Linked DNA regions of Homo sapiens: region 2 is linked to region 1. The links are chromatin contacts, found by Hi-C or POLR2A ChIA-PET in ENCODE. All regions are on one chromosome and are shown on one strand. Each heading gives the region's core, a stretch centred on a gene start or an enhancer-like site at or near the end of the contact. The rest is flanking DNA. Distances are from core to core; before and after follow the strand shown. Region 1 overlaps SEMA3C (semaphorin 3C). Region 2 overlaps SEMA3C (semaphorin 3C).

What was found. A loop is a pair of places that touch in the nucleus more often than their neighbours do. ChIA-PET counts read pairs that join two places held with the same protein, here RNA polymerase II (POLR2A). Pooled maps may share reads with other maps.
Region 2: a map of PC-9 shows a loop between it and region 1 (3-fold over the local background). The contact joins two enhancer-like sites. A Hi-C loop is called at or near these places in 5 of 168 maps with a recorded cell type or tissue (PC-9, aorta, breast epithelium and 2 more), 1 of 37 single-sample maps with no recorded cell type and 1 of 50 pooled maps. POLR2A ChIA-PET finds 5 or more read pairs at or near these places in 1 of 52 experiments (activated T-cell).

The regions. Positions count from the first base shown.
Region 1 is chr7:80,778,409-80,786,073 of GRCh38, reverse strand. All of the region lies in intron 12 of SEMA3C (semaphorin 3C), which reads left to right. Among named protein-coding and RNA genes, the nearest start is that of SEMA3C, 140 kb to the left of the region's middle. Within about 2 kb of position 4,418, at least 11 of the 41 ENCODE cell types and tissues checked have a DNase peak (open chromatin) inside an H3K27ac peak, as active enhancers do.
Region 2 is chr7:80,737,289-80,744,953 of GRCh38, reverse strand. It overlaps SEMA3C (semaphorin 3C), which reads left to right. Exons shown (of 18, transcript NM_006379.5): 18 at 1-2,416. The coding sequence ends at 60. Among named protein-coding and RNA genes, the nearest start is that of CD36, 100 kb to the right of the region's middle. Within about 2 kb of position 3,658, at least 2 of the 41 ENCODE cell types and tissues checked have a DNase peak (open chromatin) inside an H3K27ac peak, as active enhancers do.

The DNA.
Region 1 (7,665 bases), core at 3,169-5,668:
GTGTGCTGTGACACTGCCCCTGCCAACAGCATCTTACTGAAGAGATGGTAGCGCGCTTAGCCACTGGACCTTATTGTCATAACCGGCTGCATTATAATTTTTAAACAATGATTTCAATTTACCTGAGTCTCTAACAACCAGTATATTGGTATAAAATATTTACTGTGGCCAGGCACAGTGGCTCACGCCTGTAATCCCAGCACTTTGGGAGGCCAAGGCCAGCAGATCACCTGAGGTCGGGAGTTTGAGACCAGCCTGACCAGCATGGAGAAACCCCATCTCTACTAAAAATACAAAATTATCCCGGCATGGTGGCGCATGCCTGTAATCCCAGCTACTCGGGAGGCTGAGGCTTGAACCCGAGAGGTGGAGGTTGTGGTGAGTGAAGATTGCGCCATTGCACTCCAGCCTGGGCAACAAGAGTGAAACTCTGGTGAAATTTCTCCCAAAGAGAGTTCTCTCTTCCTGTTTGTTACTAAAAGGGACAAAATAGCTTTTTTAGGGGAGAATCACAGGTCATTGTCCCAGGATTTCCTAGCATTATATATCTAACTGTCTTGGGAAGGAGAAAACATTTCTTGGGTGTTTCCAGGTCCCCTAGTGTCAGACAGCCCTTCAGCTGTTATAAATGAATGATGATGCTCCAGTTATTGGCACAGTGAAGCAAGTTTCTCTTTTGGCTTTTCTTCTGTATCATCATGGAAAATTCAGGGGAACTCAATGAAGATATTATTTGTCAAAGAAGATGCCATAGGGGAAACTTATGTGACAGTTCATTGGAATGCAAATAGGATTTCATGTAATGATATTCACTTTGAATATTATGAATGATTTTGTAGCTTACAGAATCTCCATGGTAGTTGTGTGGGCTCCGTGCCTGGTAACTGTTACAGTTAGCCCAATACCATTATCGTGTACAACTCTGGCTGAATTTGAGATACTGACCTTCTACTCCCATCAAACTGCATCAGATTATTTTTTGTGTTACCAGATATCAAGCAAAATTAATTATTAATTAATTTAAAAAGAAAAGGAAAAAATGGAGGGAGGAAGGGAAAGAGGAAGTAAGGAAGGAAAAGTGAGCGTTGTCCTCTGACCTTTTATTTCTTATGGTTTTCATTACTGGTATCTAGTCTATGGGTTGGCAAACTAATAATATAACCTATGGCCCAAATCTAGCCCACCATATGTTCTGTATGGTACATACACTAATAATGTTGTTTTGTATTTTTAAGTGGTTGAAAAAGTAAAAAGCAGAATATCTCATGAGCAGTGAAGATTATATGATTTTTAGATTTCAGTGTCCATAGAGAAAGTTTTATTAAAATATAGCCACACCCATTCATTTACATTTCATCTGTGGCTGCCTTTGTACTACAGAAGCAGAGTTGATTAGTTGCCACAGAGACCTTTTAGCCAGCCAAGCCAGAAATATATATATTTTGGCCTTTTACAGAAAAAGTTTGCTTGTCACTGTTTTGGTTGATAATTGTAAATTTTTTAAAAAATTAATACTTCTTCAAGAAGCTATTTTCTAATATGTAGATATAATACAGTAATTCATTATGTTGCCCAAAATTAATATTTCTTCTTTTATCTTGAGTAAAAAAAAATGCTGCTACTTTGTTAAAATTTAAGCTGGAAACTACATTTATTTATTTTCCCACCCATTCCTGATACTACTGTCTATAAAAAAAAAATCACAGGTTGAAAAAATGTATTTTAAAATCAGCACTTGGTTTTATTCTGTAGCATTAGGGCTCTAGGTGTTTTTATGTTCTTTATCTCTCTTTTTTTTTTTTAATCTTGAGGAAGGGCTATAAAACAGCAGGCAAGGGTTCTCATAGGATTAACATTTCTATTTTAACTTTGCCACCTACTGCTTACATCCAGGCTGTTTGTTCAAAGCAGACTGTGTAACACAGTCAAGAGATTTTTGCCAGTTTTCCTTTTGCTTCTGGAGTTATGAAAATATTTAAGTGTCTAGGTCAGGTTCAGAGACATTCTGTAAAATTTATATTTTTAGCATTATACATGAATCAGAATGACGTGGTTTTTGATGAAAGAGTGAGAGTATTCTTATGAATGGGTGTTAGAGGTTTAAGATGATTTAATGCTATTATGATTTTTTAGTGTAGGGTCAATACATGTGTTCTGCTAACATTCTTATATAGTGTATACTGTTTCATGCTTCTTATTAGCTTCCGTTTAACTGGAGGAGTACTAAGTTGGAACATTGGTTCCAGGAAGTCCTCTGAAAGTGTGGAGTTTTGAAGTGTGTGTCACATATGTGAATAAAGCTTTAAAATGCTTGCCTTGTAGCATTAGAGGATAACTGCCTTCATAGTAACTAACCAGTTCTGGCAGTTGCATCTCTTGGAATGGCACACTTAATGAACTGCAGAGCCAGGAATTTTGATTTTTAAAGAACTCCTTAAAATACCCCATGTAAAATTTGATAGCTGGAGCAGTGCATGTGAGTTCAGAAACGATGACTGTCAGCTAGAAGTTGTGTGTGAATGTCACTCTGAGGATGTCTAGACGTCTCCTTTGCTTTGGCGTAAGGAAAAAACCCTTTGTAAGTTACTGATTTTTAATAACATCGTGGGTCACTGCTTTCCAAAGCAGAATGTGGAAACTTCTGAGAGTTTACCATAGATTCTACAGGGATTTTCACAGCAGGAAATACTAATGGAACAGAGTGGAACGATGGCTGAATTGATGGGAGATAGATGATAAGTCACGGTGTCATGACTACTTGATCATGTAGAAGAGTAGCAAAGAGAGGTATGTGAAGAGACAGGGAAAGAAAAGAACATAGCCCTGAGTGAATGCTAATCTAGAGGCAAATGTTGTCATTTACATTTTACTCTAAAAAGAGAACTTATTAAAAATAAAAATACAGCTCATTGCTGAAAAAATTTGTTTCAAAAAGCAGCATTATTTTTCTTTAAGCTACTCTTCAGAGACCTGTTATTTTAAGGACAACGTAAAATCTCATGTAATGATTGTATAAAGATATAGACATATAATGTGTCATATATATGTTAATATATATGATAATTGGTTCTAGTCTGCTCAAATTACCCATTTACTATTTAGTATTCTGGCTTAGGCAAATAAATATATATTTACAGATTTCTAAAATATTTTATTACTATTATAATGATGCTAATTAAATTTATCTGCAGTGCTTATCTTTTTCCAGTAATGCTAAATAAATTATTTCATCCAACCCTTATAAATATCATATGAAGAATTGTAACAATGTAGGTGCCATGGAGGGCAGGGATATGGGTTTGATTGATTTATTGCTGTATCCTTAGTACCTAGACTAGTGCATCACTCAGAGTGTGCACTCAAGAGGTATTATTTGAATGAATGAGTTGCATTTATTATTTGTCATTGTTTTTGGGCAGAATCACAGATAAGTTAATATCATAGAGATAGCAGTTAATATATAATACAACCAGAATATAAACCCATGCTGTCTGATTTCATATATTGAGCATTTATTCTCTTCACATTTTTACCTCATTTACCATAACTACTTTACATTTTTTCCTTAAATGAAGTTCATTTCATTTATATTTTCTCATTTTACTATGAATTAAATGTTTCATCCACATATATCATGATAATATCCCTGATGTGTTGACAGTCAGCGTTAGCATTGGCATTGCTTTGTTTGAGTGATAGCACTCATTTTAACCCATCCATATGTTACTACCAAGTCTTACATGTGAACAAGATTAATCTTGAACAAGGTGACAGAGAAGACTTGGACGAACTGCACCTTGGAACCGACTGAATTTTTGTGTGTGAATTAACTTATGTGCTCGAATTTAACCTGTGAATTTGATATGTTTATGTCAGTTACATTATGCCTAGGAAGAAAGGAGATAAAAATTGGGGGTGAGAGGGGAAGATGTGGAAAGGGAGTAGAACTTTACCTTCATTTTTGATGTATCACTAAATTTTTGCCCATTTAAAATTTGTTTTAAATTGGGACTCATATCTATATTCAAAATGTCTTGCATGCTCACCAAAACACCCATCAAACTCTTTGGCATTTTTTTTTCTTAATTAAAATGGATTCTGCATATATTTGGAGAGTTTGGAATATCATGCAAGGACCTAGTGGCTCTCAGCAGGAGGACAGAGGGCAGTGATTCACTTTGCACCACTGGCTCATTTACTACTGAATCCCTGATGTTTCTCTAGATGACTTGAAAACAATTACAGTCAGACCACATCCCTGAGTGTTGCCCCTATTTAACCCTCTGGTGATAGGAATGTAAGGAAAATTTTCTAGCCTGAAGACATTAAATGATGCAGTCTATTGTCTGTGTGTCAAGAATAAACAGCCACACTAAGTTTTTGTTCTTGATGTGCTGCCAAGTTTCCCTGAGGCAGACTTGGCAGGCTTTGTCCCAAGGAGAAGAATTCACAGCCTGCTGCTGAGCCAGGCCAGGCCTTCCCTATGTGAATATCCATAGGAAGGCTATAGCTGCCAGTTGTGGTGGCGGTTTTTGCAGAAAGCTGGCTTTTAAAATTTTTTATTGAACTTGGGAAAGTTCAAATTCTAGAAAATAGAAGGAAATGTTTCATTATAGAATGCGAAATATAGTTTAAGTTGGAATGAAAAGATCTGAAAACAGAGTTTCTGAGGAAGTCTGTGGTATTAGAGTCGTATGTGTTGCAATGAGTTGCATTCTTATTCTTCTCTTCCACTAATGGGGTGGGCAGAATAATGCCTCTGTCCCAAAAGATCTCTATGTCCTAATCTCTGGAACTGGGGACTTGTTATCTTACTTGTGAAAAGGAACTTGCAGATATGTTTAATGTTACAGACTTTTGAGATGGGGAGATTTTCCTGAATTGCTTGGGTGTGCCCAGTCTAATCACATGAGTTCTTAAAAAGCAGAGCTTTCCTGGCCATTGTTAGAGATGTGATAGTGGAAGAAGTGTCAGAGAAATGTGACTTAGCTGGCTTTGGAGATGGAGGAATGAGACCATATGCCAAGGAAAGCGGGTGGTCTCTAGAAGCTGGAAAATGCAAGGATGTATGTTCATTCTCCCTAAAGCATGCAGAAAGGAACCCTCTCAAAATCTTTTTTTAGTGCAGTGAGACCTGTGATGGAGTTCTAGTTTACAGAACTCTAAGGTAATAAATTTGTGTTGTTTTATGAGACAGGGTCTTGCTTTGTGGCTCAGGCCAGAGTGCAGTGGTGTGATCTCAGCTCACTGCAATCTCTGCACCCTGGGCTCAGGTGATCCTCCCATCTCAGCCTCCGGAGTATCTGGTACTACAGGTGCACACCACCGCGCCTGGCTAATTTTTCTATTTTTAGTAGAGATGGGGTTTCTGCACGTTGCCCAGGCTGATCTTGAACTCCTGGGCTCAAGCCATCTGCCCACCTCAGCCTCCCAAAGTGCTGGGATTACAGGCATGAGTCACTGCACCTGGCCTTTAATGTGTGTTTTTAAGACACTAAATTGGTAATAATTTGTTCATGACAGCAATAGAAACTTAATACAACTAGCTTTTGAGTTATGGCTTAATCTATGCTTCTTTTAATAATTTTTTAAAACAAAGATTAATCAATCCTGATGTTTAAAACTCTGGAAATGTCCTTAGTGATTTATGCAAAAAGATAACATGTTATGTTCTAGAGCTCTTTCTCAACCAGTATAGAATAACATAGTAATATATCACAAAGATGTCATTTATTCAGTCATTAGAATTTATTGAGCTTATTGCACTCCAGGACTTATGATATATAAAGAAAAATGGCAACATCACTTTCCTTTAAGAATCTCTTGACCCAATGGAGGAGACAATTTAATCCAATTCAATGAATATTTATTTCACATGGGAGTGGCTGCCTGATACATATTTGAGATAGTTTTCTATTGCTGTATAACAAGTTACCACAAAATTTGTGGCTTAAGACTACATACATTTATTATCTTAGAGCTCCTAAGGATGATTGCTTAGCTAGCCTCTCTGATCAGGGTATCACAAGGTTGTAATCAAAATTTAGCCAGGCTGCATTGTTTTTTAAAGTTCAAGGTCCTCATCCAAACCCACCTGGTTTTTGGCAAAATTCAGTTCCTTGCTTTTGCAGAAGTAAGGTCCTTAACTCCTTGAGGCCACCCACAGGTTTTTGCACATAGATCTCCTCATTGGCTCTTTAAAATGTGGTTGTTTGCTTCTTCAAGGCTAGTAGAGTCTCTCACTTCAATCTGCTGAGATGGGGTCTCATATAATCATAATCTTGGTATTGACATACCATCACTTTTATATTTTTCTGTTGCTTAAAAGCAAGCCACATGTTCCACCTGCACTCAAGAGGAGGAGTTATACAAGAGCATGACTCATTAAGGGTCACCTAAGAGTGTGTCAGCCATGACCCATACACATTTTTAGGTAGATCATTTTCACGATGATGTAGAGGATACATTAAAGACAGAGAAAAGAAAATGAGACTTTTTTTCTGTTATAGGTAAGAAATGATGAGAGCCTATAAATTAAGACAGGGGTTAGAAATGACATTATCCGATCTAAAAGGTATTTGGGAGAAAGAAAGGACCTGATGATAAAAATTGATTTGTGGCTTGATTGGTAGATATATGACTTGGCAAATGGGGGAAAGAAATAGCATTGACTGATCAAGGTAAGAGAGAATCAGCAATCAGATTTGGAGAGTAATGAATTCCTTTTTTTTAAAATAAATGGCACACTTATCTCCTCTTTTGACCTACTATGCATGAGAGTCTAAATTGATCACTTAAAATACATTATTTCATTAAAACCACACAGCAACCCAATGAAAATCATTATCCCCATTTTACAGTTGTGTAAACTGAGGCTTTGAGACATTAAATGCTTGCTTAGGATGGCAAAGCTAGTAGGAACAATAATTAAATTCAAGCTCAGTTCCATCTCACATCAAGTTGAAGATTTGGTGGACTATTCAGACAGATAAGTCAAAGAGGGTGTTATAGAGAGCACTGTGCTGGAGCTGGAGATCTGGGAGTCATTAGCAATGTGGGTGATAGCTGAATCCATGAAAATGCTTGAAGTCACTCTAGGAGACCATGCAGATAAGGAATTTAACTCTTGGAGCTCATTTAAGGGGTGGGAAAATAAAGAATATTTACCAAGAAAATGGAGAGTGATCATACAAGTAACAGGAGAATAAAAGAATGTGATATTGTGGTGGCCTTGAGAACAAACACTAAAAGGAAGGAAGATGCGGTGGTCAAGATCATCAGATGTGGCACTGTTATAGCTGAGTGCCCTGGTAGTAGGTTATTTTCCTCATCCTATCTTCTTACATGCTAGTAACATTTGCCAGGAGAATAACCATTCCAGATGGAAAGACCTGAGACATGAACAGAAAGAAGTAGGAAGAGGTTAACAATGCAAGTAAATGGGTTGTTTGATGACCACATTCTGAGAGGAAAGATGTTTTCCTTACCCAGGCACCTAGAAATGTAGATAGATATTCAAGGCCAGTTTATGTATGTGGTTTAAACTTTGAAAACTAACACAGAAGAACCTATCTTATGATAAAAAATGGTGCAAGAAAACAGGTTGAGTGACCATACAATTCATGAATCCCAGATGAGTAATTCTTCTCCCCAAACAGTAAAGGA
Region 2 (7,665 bases), core at 2,409-4,908, 40 kb after region 1:
AAGGCCCTCATCAATAGTCGGAAAAGTAGAAACAGGAGGAATCAGTTGCCAGAGTCATAATATTTTCTTATGTGGGTCTTATGCTTCCATTAACAAATGCTCTGTCTTCAATGATCAAATTTTGAGCAAAGAAACTTGTGCTTTACCAAGGGGAATTACTGAAAAAGGTGATTACTCCTGAAGTGAGTTTTACACGAACTGAAATGAGCATGCATTTTCTTGTATGATAGTGACTAGCACTAGACATGTCATGGTCCTCATGGTGCATATAAATATATTTAACTTAACCCAGATTTTATTTATATCTTTATTCACCTTTTCTTCAAAATCGATATGGTGGCTGCAAAACTAGAATTGTTGCATCCCTCAATTGAATGAGGGCCATATCCCTGTGGTATTCCTTTCCTGCTTTGGGGCTTTAGAATTCTAATTGTCAGTGATTTTGTATATGAAAACAAGTTCCAAATCCACAGCTTTTACGTAGTAAAAGTCATAAATGCATATGACAGAATGGCTATCAAAAGAAATAGAAAAGGAAGACAGCATTTAAAGTTGTATAAAAACATGAGTTATTCATAAAGAGAAAATGATGAGTTTTTATGGTTCCAATGAAATATGTTGGGGTTTTTTTAAGATTGTAAAAATAATCAGTTACTGGTATCTGTCACTGACCTTTGTTTCCTTATTCAGGAAGATAAAAATCAGTAACCTACCCCATGAAGATATTTGGTGGGAGTTATATCAGTGAAGCAGTTTGGTTTATATTCTTATGTTATCACCTTCCAAACAAAAGCACTTACTTTTTTTGGAAGTTATTTATTTTAGACTCAAAGAATATAATCTGGCACTACTCAGTTATTACTGTTTGTTCTCTTATTCCCTAGTCTGTGTGGCAAATTAAACAATATAAGAAGGAAAAATTTGAAGTATTAGACTTCTAAATAAGGTGTGAAATCATCAAAAAGAAAAATCAAAGTAGAAACTACTAATTTTTTAAGAGGAATTTATAACAAATATGGCTAGTTTTCAACTTCAGTACTCAAATTCAATGATTCTTCCTTTTATTAAAACCAGTCTCAGATATCATACTGATTTTTAAGTCAACACTATATATTTTATGATCTTTTCAGTGTGATGGCAAGGTGCTTGTTATGTCTAGAAAGTAAGAAAACAATATGAGGAGACATTCTGTCTTTCAAAAGGTAATGGTACATACGTTCACTGGTCTCTAAGTGTAAAAGTAGTAAATTTTGTGATGAATAAAATAATTATCTCCTAATTGTATGTTAGAATAATTTTATTAGAATAATTTCATACTGAAATTATTTTCTCCAAATAAAAATTAGATGGAAAAATGTGAAAAAAATTATTCATGCTCTCATATATATTTTAAAAACACTACTTTTGCTTTTTTATTTACCTTTTAAGACATTTTCATGCTTCCAGGTAAAAACAGATATTGTACCATGTACCTAATCCAAATATCATATAAACATTTTATTTATAGTTAATAATCTATGATGAAGGTAATTAAAGTAGATTATGGCCTTTTTAAGTATTGCAGTCTAAAACTTCAAAAACTAAAATCATTGTCAAAATTAATATGATTATTAATCAGAATATCAGAATATGATTCACTATTTAAACTATGATAAATTATGATAATATATGAGGAGGCCTCGCTATAGCAAAAATAGTTAAAATGCTGACATAACACCAAACTTCATTTTTTAAAAAATCTGTTGTTCCAAATGTGTATAATTTTAAAGTAATTTCTAAAGCAGTTTATTATAATGGTTTGCCTGCTTAAAAGGTATAATTAAACTTCTTTTCTCTTCTACATTGACACACAGAAATGTGTCAATGTAAAGCCAAAACCATCTTCTGTGTTTATGGCCAATCTATTCTCAAAGTTAAAAGTAAAATTGTTTCAGAGTCACAGTTCCCTTTATTTCACATAAGCCCAAACTGATAGACAGTAACGGTGTTTAGTTTTATACTATATTTGTGCTATTTAATTCTTTCTATTTTCACAATTATTAAATTGTGTACACTTTCATTACTTTTAAAAATGTAGAAATTCTTCATGAACATAACTCTGCTGAATGTAAAAGAAAATTTTTTTTCAAAAATGCTGTTAATGTATACTACTGGTGGTTGATTGGTTTTATTTTATGTAGCTTGACAATTCAGTGACTTAATATCTATTCCATTTGTATTGTACATAAAATTTTCTAGAAATACACTTTTTTCCAAAGTGTAAGTTTGTGAATAGATTTTAGCATGATGAAACTGTCATAATGGTGAATGTTCAATCTGTGTAAGAAAACAAACTAAATGTAGTTGTCACACTAAAATTTAATTGGATATTGATGAAATCATTGGCCTGGCAAAATAAAACATGTTGAATTCCCCAGTTATGTTTCTAGCTTTTATTTTTAATGTAGGGTTAACTTACTTGTTAGCATGATAGAATCTACTGAATTCATATCATTTTTAAAGATTCCTTTATCCATTTTTTGTGAAGGTAATGCATCACTATTTCAAAATTTAAATTGTGGAAAAATGCACATATGAAGCTCTCCCAGTACCAATAGCACTTATTTATTTGAGTCCCAACCCAAAAGACATCCAATATTATCTGTTTTCTGTGTATACTTCCAAACAAATACATATTTGTTTTCTCCCTAATATTGTACATCCATTCACATCTATAGATACTTATTCAGAGTATGTTGTGTCTACGTTGGAAGAAATACACAGTTTAGGAATGCATGGTCTTTGGAGTCAGATTGCTTGAATTTGAATCCAAGCTAAGTGTCTTATTCTGGGAAATTTTTACAATTCTCTCTGCCCTCCTTTGCTATACAAGTTCATACCAGTAAAGCATTAGGACAGAACATTTTACGTGGTAAGTATTCAATAAATGTCTTAAAATTGCCTTATTTAGAAGGTATCATTTTGCTAGAACAAGAAGGAATGTTTCAGTTGTGTTCTATGGCAAGTTAAATGCCAATGATCTAGGTGGGGAAACTGCAGTCATTGGGTCAGGTAACACCTTATCATGTAAAATGAGCCTTTAATAAATTAGAGGAAAGAAACCATAAATTAATTCAAAATCCAGTTAACACATTTGAATGGCAGACCTATTACAGCTTTCTGCTACCTCTGGGCTTTCAATGTTTAATAATGTCAGTGAAGAAAAAAGAAACCACAAAAATTAAAAGTTGTCTTAACAGGTCTTCCAACTTAACAATTCTGCACTACTCCCTAATTGCTTCATTATTTCTCAGTATCTCCCTTGCTTATATTTCACCTTAACCTGAGTCTTAAAATATTTGATGTGTTTCTTATAATTTTAATGTACTGCTGATTTATGTCTTAACTAAGTGAAAAATTTTTTAAGAAAATGGTAAGTTTCCTACACATATTCTGCTAGCTAAAGTCAAAAGAAACATTCAGCTTGTTTTGCAGCCTGTTAAAAAGCTTTAGTCTAGACAAAAAAAATAAGCAGACTAAGTAAGAAAAAATGTTTATTTAACCAGAGACATTGAGAATTTTATTGAATTCCATGCGTGATGACAAAGCTGCAGATTACTGTGGAATTTTTTTTTCTTAAGAGTTTATCCTAGTATCCTTTTAGCCAAGCACCTTTTGCACAGGAATGCAGGCCCCTCTGCAAAATTGAAACCACAACACATTCTACTGGCATGCATGCCAATTGGTGAAATTCATTGTCAATAAGTTGTTTTCCTTAAGGGACCTCTGGTATATGTTTTAATTTTTATGGTTTCATAACAGTGTTGCCTTCATAGTACACAGGTATTGAGAGGTGGAAGAACTAGCTCCAAGATTAAAAAAATAACAATAATGCCATCTTCATTCTAGTGACTCTAATGTATTTGTCTATTCACCTCATAAAATACTACTTTCCACATAGTTTAAATTGTGTATTTCTCAGGGCTATTATGTTGCCATGCTTGAGTGTTACTTACATAAAATGCTATTAAAGAATGACATTATAACAAACACATTAAAACTGTTTATGTGAGGTTACCTCTCAACCTCCAAGTACAAAAGCAGTGTGAAGTTCTATTCCTTTAGTGTTTTTTTTTCCTCTGAATTATGCACAGAAAAGAAAGTCACCCAAAGATTTTATGAGATCATACACAAAATTATTTCTGCAAGGCAAAATGAATATATGATAGAATTATGAAAAAGGTCATTCCAATTGTTTCTCTGGATATTTTTCAGTATACATGAGATAAAAGGAATTTCTCACTTTCTTAGGACTTCTCAAAAGAAAAAGAAGTTATATGTTTTAATTTTTCCATTTATTACTGATTCTGGGGATAAATTATAATCATCTTTACCTCTCTGTCAAATCATGAATAGTCAAACAGAGAAATTAGACCTATAAATTACCTTCTTTTGAGCTGATGTGAACTGGAAGTGTTGTAAGCTGTGGTTCTGTATTGACAGTTTGTCTCATGTATAGGAAAAGCAGACCACAGAAAACAATAAAATGAAGGAGATGCTACCCAAGCCACACCAGCCTGGCACATTCAGCGGAATCCCAGTGATGTTTTTATGTACACATATGTATGTGTATGTGTATATACAGATTACATGCCCGCAAATTCACAAACCAGCTATATTCAGTATATACATTATTCCAAAATGAGCCCCAATTTCTGCTTCAGGTTCACATTCCAGCTTCTCTACTTATAAATGATATAAACTGGAAAAGTTATTTAATCCTTCTTGATGAATTGTCACTTTCTCTAAAATTGGAAATAATAATAATGTCTATCCCATGTAGTAGTTGTGTTGTGAGAATAAAATAATATATGTGGAGTTCTTCCAGCATATGCTATTATTTTTCAATCAGGAGAGCAAAACCATTTTTTTCATTTGAGCATTTTTCTCTTTTTCATCAGATTGCATCTACATAGTTCAGTTGATATTTCATGTCATTTATCCATATTGGCATCTATGATAACATCGGTTTTTCTGTTTAACTTTGTCACCAGTTAACAAAGGTCTTCTGCTGTCTCTTGTTCCTAATGAAAGCCTGTTCAGGGCAAGTGAGCTTTCCATTATGTCCAAACACGCTTTAGAGGAATAGGAATTTTTCTGCTATTCCTGCACCATTCTGGGAGACAATTTGAGCCTCTCCGGCCTAAAACCACCAAGATATGTCTGTGTTGTTTGCCCCTCGGAGATCTTGTACCGTCCCAGGACACAAACCCAGAAGTGAGGTAGAAACAGAACCCACAAATCCCTGTATGCTTACCATCCACCTCCACCAACTCACTCTTCATTGCCTTGGTTCTCTGGAGCAAGGATTATCCATTGAACATCACCCATGAGCTTGAGAAGATTTCAACCTTTGTCATTCAAGTACTTCAAAGAGAATTTTGAAAAGTTACGTAGCCACTAAATAATTTTTAAGTTAAAAACTAACTTTCTTATTATATGTGTCAGTAGTTGCAAAGAATATAACTTTCAGTAAAATATCAATTTCAAACTTTTAAAATAACATATCAATTTCAAACTTTTAAAATAACATAGTTATATCTCTTTTTAAATGACAACAATGAAATCAAAATAGTATAGGAATTTGGTACTCAACATATTTTAAAATAATAAAAAAGATCCAATTTTAACAATTTTTTAACAGCCAGAAATTTTATACTATTTCTATTTATTCTTATTCACATTTCTGTTCTACTTGCTTCAAAAATTTTTATCCTGATACAGCAAGTCTTATATTTTAAGGTCTTTTATTGATTACTATCATACATATGTACAACAAAAATATGCATATTTAATTCTTATTTAAGAATGTAGGCCAGGCACAGTGGCTCACTCACTCCTGTACTCCCAGCACTTTGGCAGGCTGAGGCAAGTGGATCACCTGAGGTCAGGAATTCAAGACCAGTCTGGCCAACATGGTGAATCCCCATCTCTACTAAAAATACAAAAATTAGGTAGGCGTGGTGGTGCGTGCCTGTAGTCCCAGCTACTCGGGAGGCTGAGGCAGGAAAATCACTTGAACCTGGGAAGCAGAGGTTGCAGTGAGCCGAGATTGCATCACTGCACTCCAACCTGGGCAAGAGTGAGACTCGTTCTCAAAAAAAAAAAAAAAGAAAAAAGAAAAAAGAAAAAAAAAAGAAATATAACCCTCTAAGTATTAACATTTTTTTTGGAATTAAAATTATAAATCATCACAATTTGACCAAAGGACATAAATATATTCCAAATTTTGAAAATCATTAAAAAGTAAAAATCTTAAATGAAAATATATTTATTTAATAAGATAAATGGAGCTTCTTTCTTTGTCCATTAATTAAATTATTTGTGGATGAAGTTTACTTGAGAGCATGAAACTAAATTCAATGAAAATGCTATTTCTAATTTTTGTAGATATGAAAACAGTAAGCAACTGTACTTACATAATTAAATGGAGATGGGAGTTTCATTATAAAGCTGTTGTCCAAATAAGTATCTTTTGAAGGCTATATCTCACAGCATTATCATCAAATGTTATTTTAATTAATGAGCTGGCAATGTGATTAGTTTCTCTTACAATATTATTCAAAGGAAAGATTTGAAAATCATCATTCTTCTCAATACTTGTACCAATATTTTCATTTGTGCCTTTGTTGGGCTCTCTGGCTCAATGAGGCCATCTCCTTGGTTTTCCCAGGATAATCCTCTGTTTCTTCTATTTATACAGACTCCCAGCAGCCATTTGCTAACTGAGTTATGTTGGGAAAGTTACTTAACTTCTCTGTGCCTGTTGGGGTCCTCATCTGAAAAATTGGGATAATAATATTATTCCCTTCATATGGTGGTTGTGATGATAAAATCACATTCCTGCCACGTGATTAAGATATTATTATTAGTTTAATTGGTGCTATTATTACATGCTTTACAAAGCCCCTTAGCTCATCCAGAAGTTCCAGTGACCATTTGCTATCTTTTTTATTGCTCCTATTTCCTTATCCCCCTGGCACTGGCAGGCAGATGATCTGATAATCATTATCAGGACATGAACCTTGTGGGTCTTACTTGTTTTTGTTTTTTTTTTGTTTTTTTTTTCAAACCAAGATAAGGCTCTTGACTCCTTCCTCAAGCTGAATTCCTTCTCCATCTGCCTAGAAACCTTGAGGTGACTTCTCTGGAGCTTAGACTTATTCATCCTGGATGTCAGCTGTTATCCTCCACATGAGGAGCTTGGCTTTTCCTAAGACTCCTGGATACCCCATACCATAGCCTCCTGTCAGTTCTATCCTGGCCAGTCCTCAGGCATGGTCAAGCATGTCGAAGTCAGTCTGGTAGAGATGCTAACCACTGTGCTATGCACCTCTCATCTGCAGCAGTCATGGCACCACCACAAATTCCACCACCATCCTCCTCATAAAGATAGCCATTTAGTGAGCATTTCTATGTAAACACACACACTATACATAATATCTTCTTTCACAGGATCTTCTGAAGGATATGCTATTAATCTATTTTACAAATGAGGGTTGGAAGCATTTGGAGACTTTGCCTGAGTTTAATAACTTCCTACAGGCCAAAAAATGTGAAAAACAATGAGTCTGGCTACAAATTTTATGCGTCTTCTATACTTCATCATCAAGAGTCCCCCTCAGG